Linked DNA regions of Mus musculus: region 1 is linked to region 2. A link is a contact called in ENCODE Hi-C or POLR2A ChIA-PET data. All regions are on one chromosome and are shown on one strand. The core of a region is the stretch at or near the end of the contact, and the rest is flanking DNA. Distances in the headings are between cores, read along the strand shown. Region 1 overlaps Znrf3 (zinc and ring finger 3). Region 2 overlaps Znrf3 (zinc and ring finger 3).

Evidence for each region. Hi-C counts contacts between places; a loop is a spot of excess contacts on that map. ChIA-PET counts read pairs that join two places held with the same protein, here RNA polymerase II (POLR2A).
Region 1: a loop to region 2 is called in a map of Patski, with 2.5 times the contacts of the local background. The contact joins two enhancer-like sites. A Hi-C loop is called at or near these places in 3 of 37 maps with a recorded cell type or tissue (Patski, T-helper 1 cell and adrenal gland). POLR2A ChIA-PET finds 5 or more read pairs at or near these places in 1 of 5 experiments (Patski).

The regions. Positions count from the first base shown.
Region 1 is chr11:5,351,192-5,356,675 of GRCm38, forward strand. The region is part of intron 1 of Znrf3 (zinc and ring finger 3); the gene reads right to left. Among named protein-coding and RNA genes, the nearest start is that of Znrf3, 91 kb to the right of the region's middle. Within about 2 kb of position 3,768, at least 1 of the 3 ENCODE cell types and tissues checked has a DNase peak (open chromatin) inside an H3K27ac peak, as active enhancers do.
Region 2 is chr11:5,295,095-5,300,147 of GRCm38, forward strand. All of the region lies in intron 2 of Znrf3 (zinc and ring finger 3), which reads right to left. Among named protein-coding and RNA genes, the nearest start is that of Kremen1, 36 kb to the left of the region's middle. Within about 2 kb of position 2,397, at least 1 of the 3 ENCODE cell types and tissues checked has a DNase peak (open chromatin) inside an H3K27ac peak, as active enhancers do.

The DNA of each region.
Region 1 (5,484 bases), core at 2,518-5,017, 57 kb after region 2:
ATCAAACAAGCGAAAGACTTACATTATAAAAACATCAAGTCTTTGAAGAAAAAAAAATTGAAGATATCAGAAGGTGGAAAGACCTCTCATGCTCATGGATTGGTGGGATCAAAATAGTAAAAATGGTCATTCTACCAAAAGCAAACTAGGGTTTCAATGGAATCCCAAACACAATTCTTTATAGACCTTGAAAAGACAACTCAACTTCATATGAAAAACAACAAAACAAAACAAACCAGGATGCTAAAACAACTCTCAACAATTAAAGAACTTTATGCGGTTATCTCTGATTTCAAGCTCTACTACAGAGCTATATTTAAAAAACAAAAAACAAAACACCCACACATGGTACTGGCATATAAAGGCACGTTGATTAATGGAATGGAATTGAAGACCCAGAAGTAAATCCACACACCTATGGATACTTGATTTTTGACAAAGAAGCCAGAAAGACGTAATGAAAACAGAAAGCATCTTCAACAAATAGCACTAGTATAAGTATCTGCATGTAGAAAAATGCAAATAGATCCATATTTAATCACCCTGCACACAAAGCTCAAGTCCAAATAGATCAAAGACCTCAACATAAAACCGACACATTGAACCTGACAGAAGAGAAAGTGGGTAATAGCCTTGAACACACTGGTACAGGAGACAACTTTCTGAACAGAAAACACCTATAGCACAAGCATTAAGATCAACGATTAATAAATGAGACCTCATTGGGCTAGAGAGATGACTCAGCATTTAAGAACACTGTCTAATCTTCTAGAGGTCCTGAGTGCAATCGCCAGCAACCACATGATGGCTCATAACCATCTATAATGTGATCTGATGCCCTCTTCCGGCATGCAGAACTCTCATACTCTCATATATGAGAGCACTCATATACATAAAATAAATAAATCTTAAAAAAAAATGAGACCTCATAAAACTGAAAAGCTTCTGTAAGGCAAAGACACCATCCATAAGACAAAATGGCAGCCTACAGAATGGGAAAAGATTTTCACCAAGTCCACATCCAATAGAGGGCTAATATCCAAAATACATAAAAAATTCAAGAAGCCAGACATCAACAAATCAACTAATCCAATTAAAAAACTGGGTTACAAGCTGGGCAGTGGTGGTGCACACCTTTAATCCCAGCACTCTGGAGGCAGAGGTAGGAGGATCTCTGAGTTTGAGGGTAGACTGGTCTACAGAGTTCTAGGACACCCAGGGCTACATAGAGAAACCCTGTCTCAACACAAAACAAAACATTGTTAAGAAAACAAATAAGCAAGCAAGCAAACAAACAAACAAACAAACCCCAACCCAAAAACCAAGTTACAGATCTAAACAGAGAATTCTCAATAGAGTGTGGGAAGCCACATGTGCCGTTGCAGGGTGGCGCTGGCTACCGCTGGCCACCACGCATACATAGGCAGTAAAGTTTTTTTGCCAAGATGAGGTTTTGAGAATTAACCAATCACATGAGAGACAAGTTAACCAATCAGATGAGAGACAAGTTAACCAATCAGATGTGAGACATGCAAATGAAGTGGTAAGCATAACCCATGCATAACCAATCCGGGTGTGAGACACGCCTCTCCTAGGCCTGTATAAGCAGCACCAGTTCTGGGCTTGGGGTCTCTTCACCTCTGCAATCAAGCTCTCCCAATAAACATGTGCAGAAGGATCCTGTTGCAGCGTAGTTCTTGCTGGCGAGTTGGGTGCGCGCAAGAATAGAGGAATCTCAAATGGCTAAGAAACATTTAAAGAAATGTTCAACATCCTTAGCAATCAGAGAAATGCAAATCAAACTGTTGTGAGATTCTATTTTATGCCAATCAGAATAGCTAATAACATAAGTGATAGCTCATGCTGGCAAGGCTGTAAAGCAAGGGGAATAGTCCTCCATTGCTGGTGGGAGTGTAAACTTGTAAAAATACTATAGACATCAATGTGGCAGGCAGTTCCTCAAAAAACTGGGGCATCAATCTTCCTCAAGATCCAGCTATACTGCTCTTGGGCACACACCCAAAGAACATTCCATTCCACCACTTGCTTAACTATGTTCATAGCTGTGTTATTCATAATACCTAGAAACTGGAAACAAATTAGATGTCCTTCAACTGAAGAATGGATAAAGAAAATTTGGCACATTTACACAATGGAGTATTACTCAGCTATTTATAGAAATGACATCATTAAATCTGCAGGTAAATAGATGGAATGAACTAGGAAAAAAAAATCATTCTGAGTGAGGTAACCCAGACTCATATACTCTCTTTTAAGCAGATATTAGCTGTAAAGTAATCATGCTACAATTCACAAGCCTAGAAAGGCTAAATAATGGGTGCTGGGGTGTGACACATGGATCGCCCTAAGAAGGGGAAATAGAATAGATAGATGTGCTAGTGGACTGGGGACAGGTAGGGGTGGGAACAGGGGGGGGATCAGGGGAAGGGGGAAGGAGAGAGATAGGAGACACTAGAATTGGGGGCACTGGAATGAGGTGATGGGGGTGATGTGGAAACTTATTAGTACAGTAGAAACTCCCAGGAATCTATGAGGATATAGAGACTTAACCAGCCATCTTCTTTAATCAGTTAAGGCTTCTGATGGTGAGACTGGGACACTAACCCAGTTATAAAACCTTCCACCTACAATCTATCCTGCCTGCAAGATGTGCTAGGGCCATGGATGTATAAACTTGTGGTAGTGGCCAACCAATGACTTGGACTAGGACTCAGAGGTTGGATAGCCCAGAGACCTAGGATAGAAGAAAAAAGAAAAAAAAAATCAATAGAATGATTCCTAATGGTATTCTGCTATTCTCATAGATCAGTGCCTCACCCAATTGTCATCAGAGAGGCACTGCTGGCAGCTGATGGGAGCAGATGCAGAGACCCACAGCCAAACATTAGGTGGAGAGAAAGCTCAAATTAGAGAGTAGCTGAGGGAACCCCACAGAAGCCAAGGAGGAAAAACTGTAAGAGCTAGAGGTATCAAGTACCCAAGGAGAACATGGCTCACAGAATCAACCAAGCAGGGCTTTCACAAAGACTGCATCAGGAAGCACAGAGTCTGCATGGGTCTGTGCTAGGTCCTCTATATGCATCATGGTTGTTAGCTTGGTGTTTTGGTGGGACTCATAACAGTGGAAGTGAGGGTGTCTCTAACTCACAAGCTACTGGGTTGCCTTGCACAACCCTGATATGAGGGTTTGTGCCTAATCTTACTGTATCTTGTTATGCCTTGTTTGGCTGATATACCTGAGAGGCATGCTCTTTTCTGAAGGAAAAAGAAAAAAGGATGACACCTTTAATCCCAGCACTTGGGAGGCAGAGGCAGGCGGATTTCTGAGTTTGAGGTCAGCCTGGTCTACAGAGTGAGTTCCAGGACAGCCAGGGCTATACAGAGAAACCCTGTCTCAAAAAAACAAAAAAGGATGAGTGGGAGGAGGGGAAACAGAGGTATTGAAAATGAAAGAATAAGAATGCAAAATTAGGTTTAAAAAAAGAGAAGAAAAGACCAAGTAGTTTAGTGACAGTTGCAGAGGCTGAACATAGCAGCACATGCCTTTAATTTCAGCACACTGAAGACAAAGTCAGGCATAGTCAGGCATACCTTTGTAAGTCTGAGGCCAGCCTGGTCTACATAGAGAATTCCAGGAGAGACTACCCATGGGCTCCCTGCATGGGACAGTCAGTGTTCACTTGAAGGGAGACTGTTTGGGACAGCTATTTTGGGAGCCATCCAGGACATGGCTGTAGACAGTTAGGAAATGAGCATGTGGGATGACTCAGGCAGACACAGTGAAGAAAGAACCAGCAGTTTTACCACCCACATGACTAAAGCTAACTCTCGGTGATACTAAAGTCTGACATGGATTTGGGTATTACAGCTACAACAAATATACAGCTACAACCAGGATGAACAACCTGAGAAGTTCTAATTTTCTCCTCAACAGACAGACCCCATGATATCTAGAAAAGGTAATGAACATCCATCTGCATTTCCAAATAAGGGGCTGCTAAAGCAGCATGGCTAACAAGGAGCATGCGCACCAGACCAAGGCACGGTATAGGTATGGAACAACTGTTTTGAGATAAAATATGAAAATGGGCCTTCTTCAGATTTCTCAGGGCCCACTGAGACTGATTACATCACAGGTTCACTGTTTTCTTAATGGACAAAGAATCTACAGGAACCTCTAAGTCAAAAGACAATGTGTTACCAGGCATAAGTGTCTGGAGAGAACTGTTCCCTTGAGATGGTCCACCTGCCAAGCTCTGAAACCAAGAGTAGCTTTCAGAAGCTTTCAACACAAATTGTTGAAACACACTGGCACAGTCTCCCCATGTCTCAAGGAGAGAGACATGGACTAACTGCTTTTGCCCAAGGTTATAACACTTCTATATCTCACTGAAGATTTACAATAACTTCAAAAGGATCATCTTCATGCAAGTGAGTCACTGTAACATAGGAACTACTTGCTATACTAGTAGGACAAGCTAACTCACGCGGTAATAAGACCTTATCCAAAAGTTCCTGAGGATTTAAAGGGAAATTTCCCTCCTGTTGTCCTTTCCCCTTTGTGGTCCAGGATGCAAGATGGTCCAGACCTTTTCTTAAAAGTGTGGTAGCTAAAATCAAGGCTTATAAATTATGTGAAGGGATAGGGTGACAACCCCATCCACTTTTCTCTTGAATCATAAGGTTTTTTTCACCCTTTTTTTAATGTATAAAAAATACATAATTCCTTTTTTAAAAAATTAGAAAGCTCTGTATTTGTACATGCACAGGCATGTATGTAGAGGTCGGAAGTGACCTCAGGTGTCAGTCCTTGTTTTCTATCTTGTCTTTTGCTGTTTTATCACTGCACATGCCAGGCTAGCTGGCCTTAAGCTCCTGGGGCATCTCCTGATTCCACAGCCTACTTTAACTTACAAGTATTGGAATCACAGTCTTGTAGTATTCTCCCCACCTTCTGGGGGATCCAAACTCAAGTCTTCATGTTTGTTCACCGAATAATTTACCCTCTGAGCCATTTAGAATGTTAGAAAGTTGTCCTGAATGAATGCCTCTCTAGCTCTTTGAACCAATGGCCTAAACTATTTTTCCTGGAATCCAGAACATAGAAGAACAGTTTCTTTTCTTCCTGTTGTCATAGTGATTGTGATAATAAGGATAAGGAACTGACACAGCAAAGGAGCTCCGCAGCTCTGGCTGTGTGTGGAGGCTTCCAACTGGGAACAGTCTGAGAGGTAAACCAGCACTCCTCCACTTCAGGCACAGGTTTTCTGAATGCTCAGCTGGAGTCTCTGCCAATCAACTTTGCTTTTTAAAGAAAAACCAAGAATGCTTCTATAATCTATGGTTCCTCTGTACCAAAAGAGGATAATAAAAATAACACCCCAGGAAAAACTCACATTAAAAAAAATAATAAAGTTAATGGGCACAGCCTGTGCTACTTCTAAACCACAGTCAAACTGAGGG
Region 2 (5,053 bases), core at 1,147-3,646:
TCACTGCAAGTCTGAGTCAGTCAGAGGTATAAAGAGTTTATGAATGCATGGTGAGACACTGTCTTGAAAAATCCAAAGAAATGAAACCAAATAAAAGCAATTCTTTCTTCCCTACAACGTGGGCTCCTCTCTCAAGGTAGTGCATGCTAACTAGTCTGTTGCTTCACCCTTACATTTAACTGCTTACCAATCCATAACTTCCAAATCTACTTACTATTTTTCTCCACTGTTGCAACCCTATCACTACCTTGTGAGTTATAACTAGTTTATCCCTGGGGCTCTCCCTACCTAGCCTGTCTTACTGACAGCACAGCACAAGGACCTTTCTCAGTCAGGGATCTATATTGCTTTTAGGGCTGCTTAAAATTTGACTTCCCTTGCTAACTGCTTCCAAACTCAACAGCCTGCTCCCTTTTACCATGTCCTCCTATTGGTTCTGATTGTCCTTCCCACTGCAGGATGTAGCATGCAGCACCTCTAGAGCTCAGCTTTACCTCACTTAACTTGCCCTTCATGGCATTTTCTAACACTTGCACCCAGCTCCATATTGCAGCACCAATCTTCAAAAGCTTCCCACACAAGAGGGCAGCCTGGCCACCAGACTTCTTTACAGTACCCTGCTGCGCTCACACAGCATCAGTTTCACTCGGTAGTAAGCACCATACTTGGGCTTTCCTGCTCCCAACACTGACTACAGCCAACTCCTAACCAATGGGAATCCTGTGGATCCTCCAACTCTTCAATTAGGATCCGTCTGTTTAGCTATGTCTTTTTGGTACTCTGCAATCTGCAGCCTTTAGTCTTCACACTTCAGACTTCAAGACCTGCCTTCTTATCTGCACCATCTTCTGTTGTACTGCTAAGGAGGCTTTTGACTTCTAAGGCACACATGTTGTTTCTGGCCAGTCTTAAACTCCAGTGGCTCTGCCTGTGGCTCTTAGGCCCTGGACTTTGTACACACACATCTCTGGATTTCAAAGCTCTCAAAAAAAAAAAAAAATTCCTGTACATTTAAAGTGTGTGCTGTGTCCCTTCTCTCTCTGGAGGAAAGTGAACTTTCCATAGAATTCCAATGAGGAAAAGCTAGCCAGATGACTACCCTTGGATATGTGCCCTTGGCCTTCCTCTGGCCTAGAGGACTGATGGAATCTATCCTACCACTTGCAAGAGAGAACAAGGCACAGGACCTGTTGAGACACAGAGCACGGCTCTCTAGGAGTACTGGCTGCAGAAACCACAGCGTCACAATTTTTAAACACCAACATGAGAGACACCATTCTTTTCTGCAGTCTACAGACTTGCAGAGTGGCAGTAACAAGCTTCTGTTGTTGTATGGGGTCCTGTGCCTACTGCCAGTGAGGTCATGTAGGGGAAAGTGGTGGTGGTTGTGGTAGGGGCAGGTCATACCAATGGAGGTCAACCAGTGGACCTGACCATACCTACCACCACCACCAGCTCTCTCTTGGTGGGGTTTCCTGGTCTAAGCAGCCCACTCACTGGGTCCTTGTGTACCCCTTCTCTCTGGAGGTCACTAAATGGACTTTAAACCTTCACTCCTTACTTTCTCCTTCCTTCACTGCCTCTAGGCAGTGACCACCCAGGCACCAGGCTCTTGCGTATTCTGCACAGCCCTGTGCCCTAAAGTGTGAGTCATACTAGGCAAAGGGGCTCAAAGACACTCACCAAGGGCCCTGTTTTCCGACAGAAACTTTTCATTACATAGGAAATGAGGTCACACACTAGGGCACACAGGGAACCAGTGAGAAAAACTTGGTGCCAAGAAACAAGGTGGGGGTGGTGGTGGTGATGGTAATGTTAAAAAAAATGGGGAAACCTGACACAAGCCACCAGGAGAGATCACCTGTGCTCTAGAGTAATTTGTACTAGGCACACACAGAATTAAAAACAAACAAAAACCAGTCCTGATTTCCTCTAAAAGTACATATAGCATATCTGATTTTACCAAGTCACATTTGGAAGGCACTTTGTTGGCTTATTGCAGGCTTTAGAGACCCCAATTCAAAAGAAGACCACCACAGAAAGAGGACCAGAGGATGGGGTTGCAGATAGGGTTACTTCCTCTAGGGTGGGAGGTGAGGGCAGTGACATAGTGTTGCCCGCTCCACTGACTTGGCTCCTCATTCCAGGGCTTGGCTGCAGCCTGGCCTGACCTTCCAGGTTTCCCTGGCAAGTGATCAAAGCTCTGAAGCCACAAACACAGTTCAGAATTCAGAGGCCCTGCGGCCAACCCCCCCCCCCCAAGTCACCCCTCTCAGTCCCCTCCCCCATGACTGCCTTTCTGCCAGCTCCCATCCGGCTGCACTGAGAAAGGGCTCTCCCACCAGCTGTACTCCTACCCACCACAAGATACTTCTTGCCATAATTAAAGTCATTAAGTCTCCAAAGGCTCCCATGGGCTTCAAGTTCTAAGTTCCCGAGAGTGAGTGAGTGAGCGAGCGAGGGAGCGGATGAAGGATTTTTAAGTCCTAGTTAAGATTATGCTGATCTATTCAGGAGACATGTAGCAGCGAGAATCCAGCGGTTAAGTTAATGGTTAAGGCTGCCTAAGTTTAAACAGTGTTATTTATTCTCAAAATATGCAGCAGCCTCCACTTAATTCCTACTAATTAAAGGAACCAACAGAAGAGGCTGGAGTCTGTAGTCATGTACGGCGCCGATGTACAGGTTGTGAGTCTTTTCACAATCAGAAACTACTGGGTGTTAAACGGAAATGCATTTCCTTAGATCTTAATCTCAAACACAGACTTTTAGATCAGTTCCAAGAAACACAATGGTCCCCTTTGTTTTGACACCTGACAAGGAGCACCAAAAACTCAAAGAGAGCCTGTGCACACCCTCCTGTTCCATCCATCCTTCTGAGTAAATGAAGGATGTTATGGAAAAATGGCTGTAGAGCTGTCTATGCCTGAAAGAGAAACTTGTAGAGGACTTGGAAGCTGTTACCTTGCCTTGGGAGGTTCTCAAAGTCCCATTTCAGGCCAGATCTTATTAGGTCTGTAACTGGAAACTTCAAAAAAGGACCACTGCCTTCTGTACATGTGGCAACTAATTAATATAAACAAGTGTTAATTAGGTGGCAGAACCAGACTTAACAACCTTGCCTGCAAAGTCTGAGCACCTCAGCGGCCCTCTGGAGAATCAGGGTAGGTTCTTGCAGCAAGGGGCTTTGTTCTTAAGATTGGCCTACTGAGAGAGAAACTGGGGGACTGAAAAATAAAAATAAACTAAAAATCACTGCCTGGTGAGGTGTCTCAGTGAGTAAGGACATCTGCCATCAAGTTTGATAGTTTAGTTTGATCCCTATGTTCTGATGCTGATGGACTAGTAGGAATCTGGATCTAATTAAGCAGAACCCAGCAATACTTGCGATGAAGGAAAAGAAATTACAATACTCTTGAATCAGGTGGTAAACAGATTTAAAAGCAAATTCAAAACAGAAATATTCTGACTATACAACTTTAACACTAAGCACAAAATATCCTAGACTATACTGAGGAATATACACTATTCCTCAGTTCCTCATTAGAGTGTGCTCACAGTTCACCTGCCACTTGGAAGGGGCTTACACACATGCAGGTGGCCTCTCAGTCTTCAAACACCAAGTTCCCTTCACCTTGCTTAGAGACCTATGTTGCCATAGTCATCTGTCCCTAGGAGGATAGGAAGCTATAGGAAGGACTGGGAACTAGCACAGGGCCATCTTGGGTGTGGATTAAGGGGATGATAAGCTAGGTCTTCTGCTAACACCACACATCTTGTCATCAGCAACAGTGACTGGAAGCATGAAACTTCAGAAGGGAAAGTAAAATACTCATTAATGTTTGAGGTGAGACACTCAGTGCTTCCAAATGTGCGCAACTGCAAGGCTAGGGCAGCTGGCTCCACTACAGAGCCAGAAGCTTGTAAGTTATATATCTTGTCTATGAATTAGAGGGTTGACATTTAACCTAAACCTCTCCCAATCCCATCCCATCCCATCCCATCTCCCATCCCATCCCATCTCCCATCCCATCCCATCTCCCATCCCATCCCATCTCCAATTCCATCCCATCCCATCCCATCCCATCTCCCATCCCATCCCATCCCATCCTATCTCCCATCCCATCCCATCCCATCCCATCCCATCCCATCCCATCCCATCTCCCATCCCATCCCATCCCATCTCCCATCCCATCCCATCCCATCCCATCCCATCCCATCCCATCCCATCCCATCCCATCCCATCCCATCTCCCATCCCATCCCATCCCATCCCATCCCATCCCATCCTATCTCCCATCCCATCCCATCCCATCCCATCCCATCCCATCCCATCCTATCTCCCATCCCATCCCATCCCATCCCATCCCATCCCATCCCATCCCATCTCCCATCCCATCCCATCCCATCCCATCCCATCCCATCCTATCTCCCATCCCATCCCATCCCATCCCATCCCATCCCATCCCATCCTATCTCCCATCCCATCCCATCCCATCCCATCCCATCCCATCCCATCCCATCCCATCCCATCCCATCAAAGTTTTCATTTTGTCCCATTTGGAAACATGAATGCTGAACCTCAAAATATTTCATTTATAGTTTAAATAAACAAGTGTTATACTGGCCAAGTTTAGAAGAGCAGACTTATAATTCCAATTACTTCATTTTTATCTTTTAAACATTTATATAGGTCAGAAGAGGGCATCAGATCCCTAGAGCTGAAGGTACAAGTGGTTGTGAATTGCTATGTGGATGCTGGGAACCAAGCCTGGATTTTCTACAAGAATAGTAAGTGCTCTTGGTCCCTGAGCCATCTTTCCAGAGCCCTGTCCAGGCCCCACTTAGTTCGTTTTTTCCCCCACTTAGTTATTATTTAACTCATTTGGTCTTCTTTCTCTTTAAAACTTGTTAAAAATGTCATATAAATCAAATCTTCAACATAGAAAGGAGTCTTATTCCCTCAAGTTGCCTATTACACTGCCTCATAAGAGGCCATCTTGGGAGGTGCTGAAGGAGTTCCCTTCTTTTCCTTCAGGCTAGCAGAGCAGCTT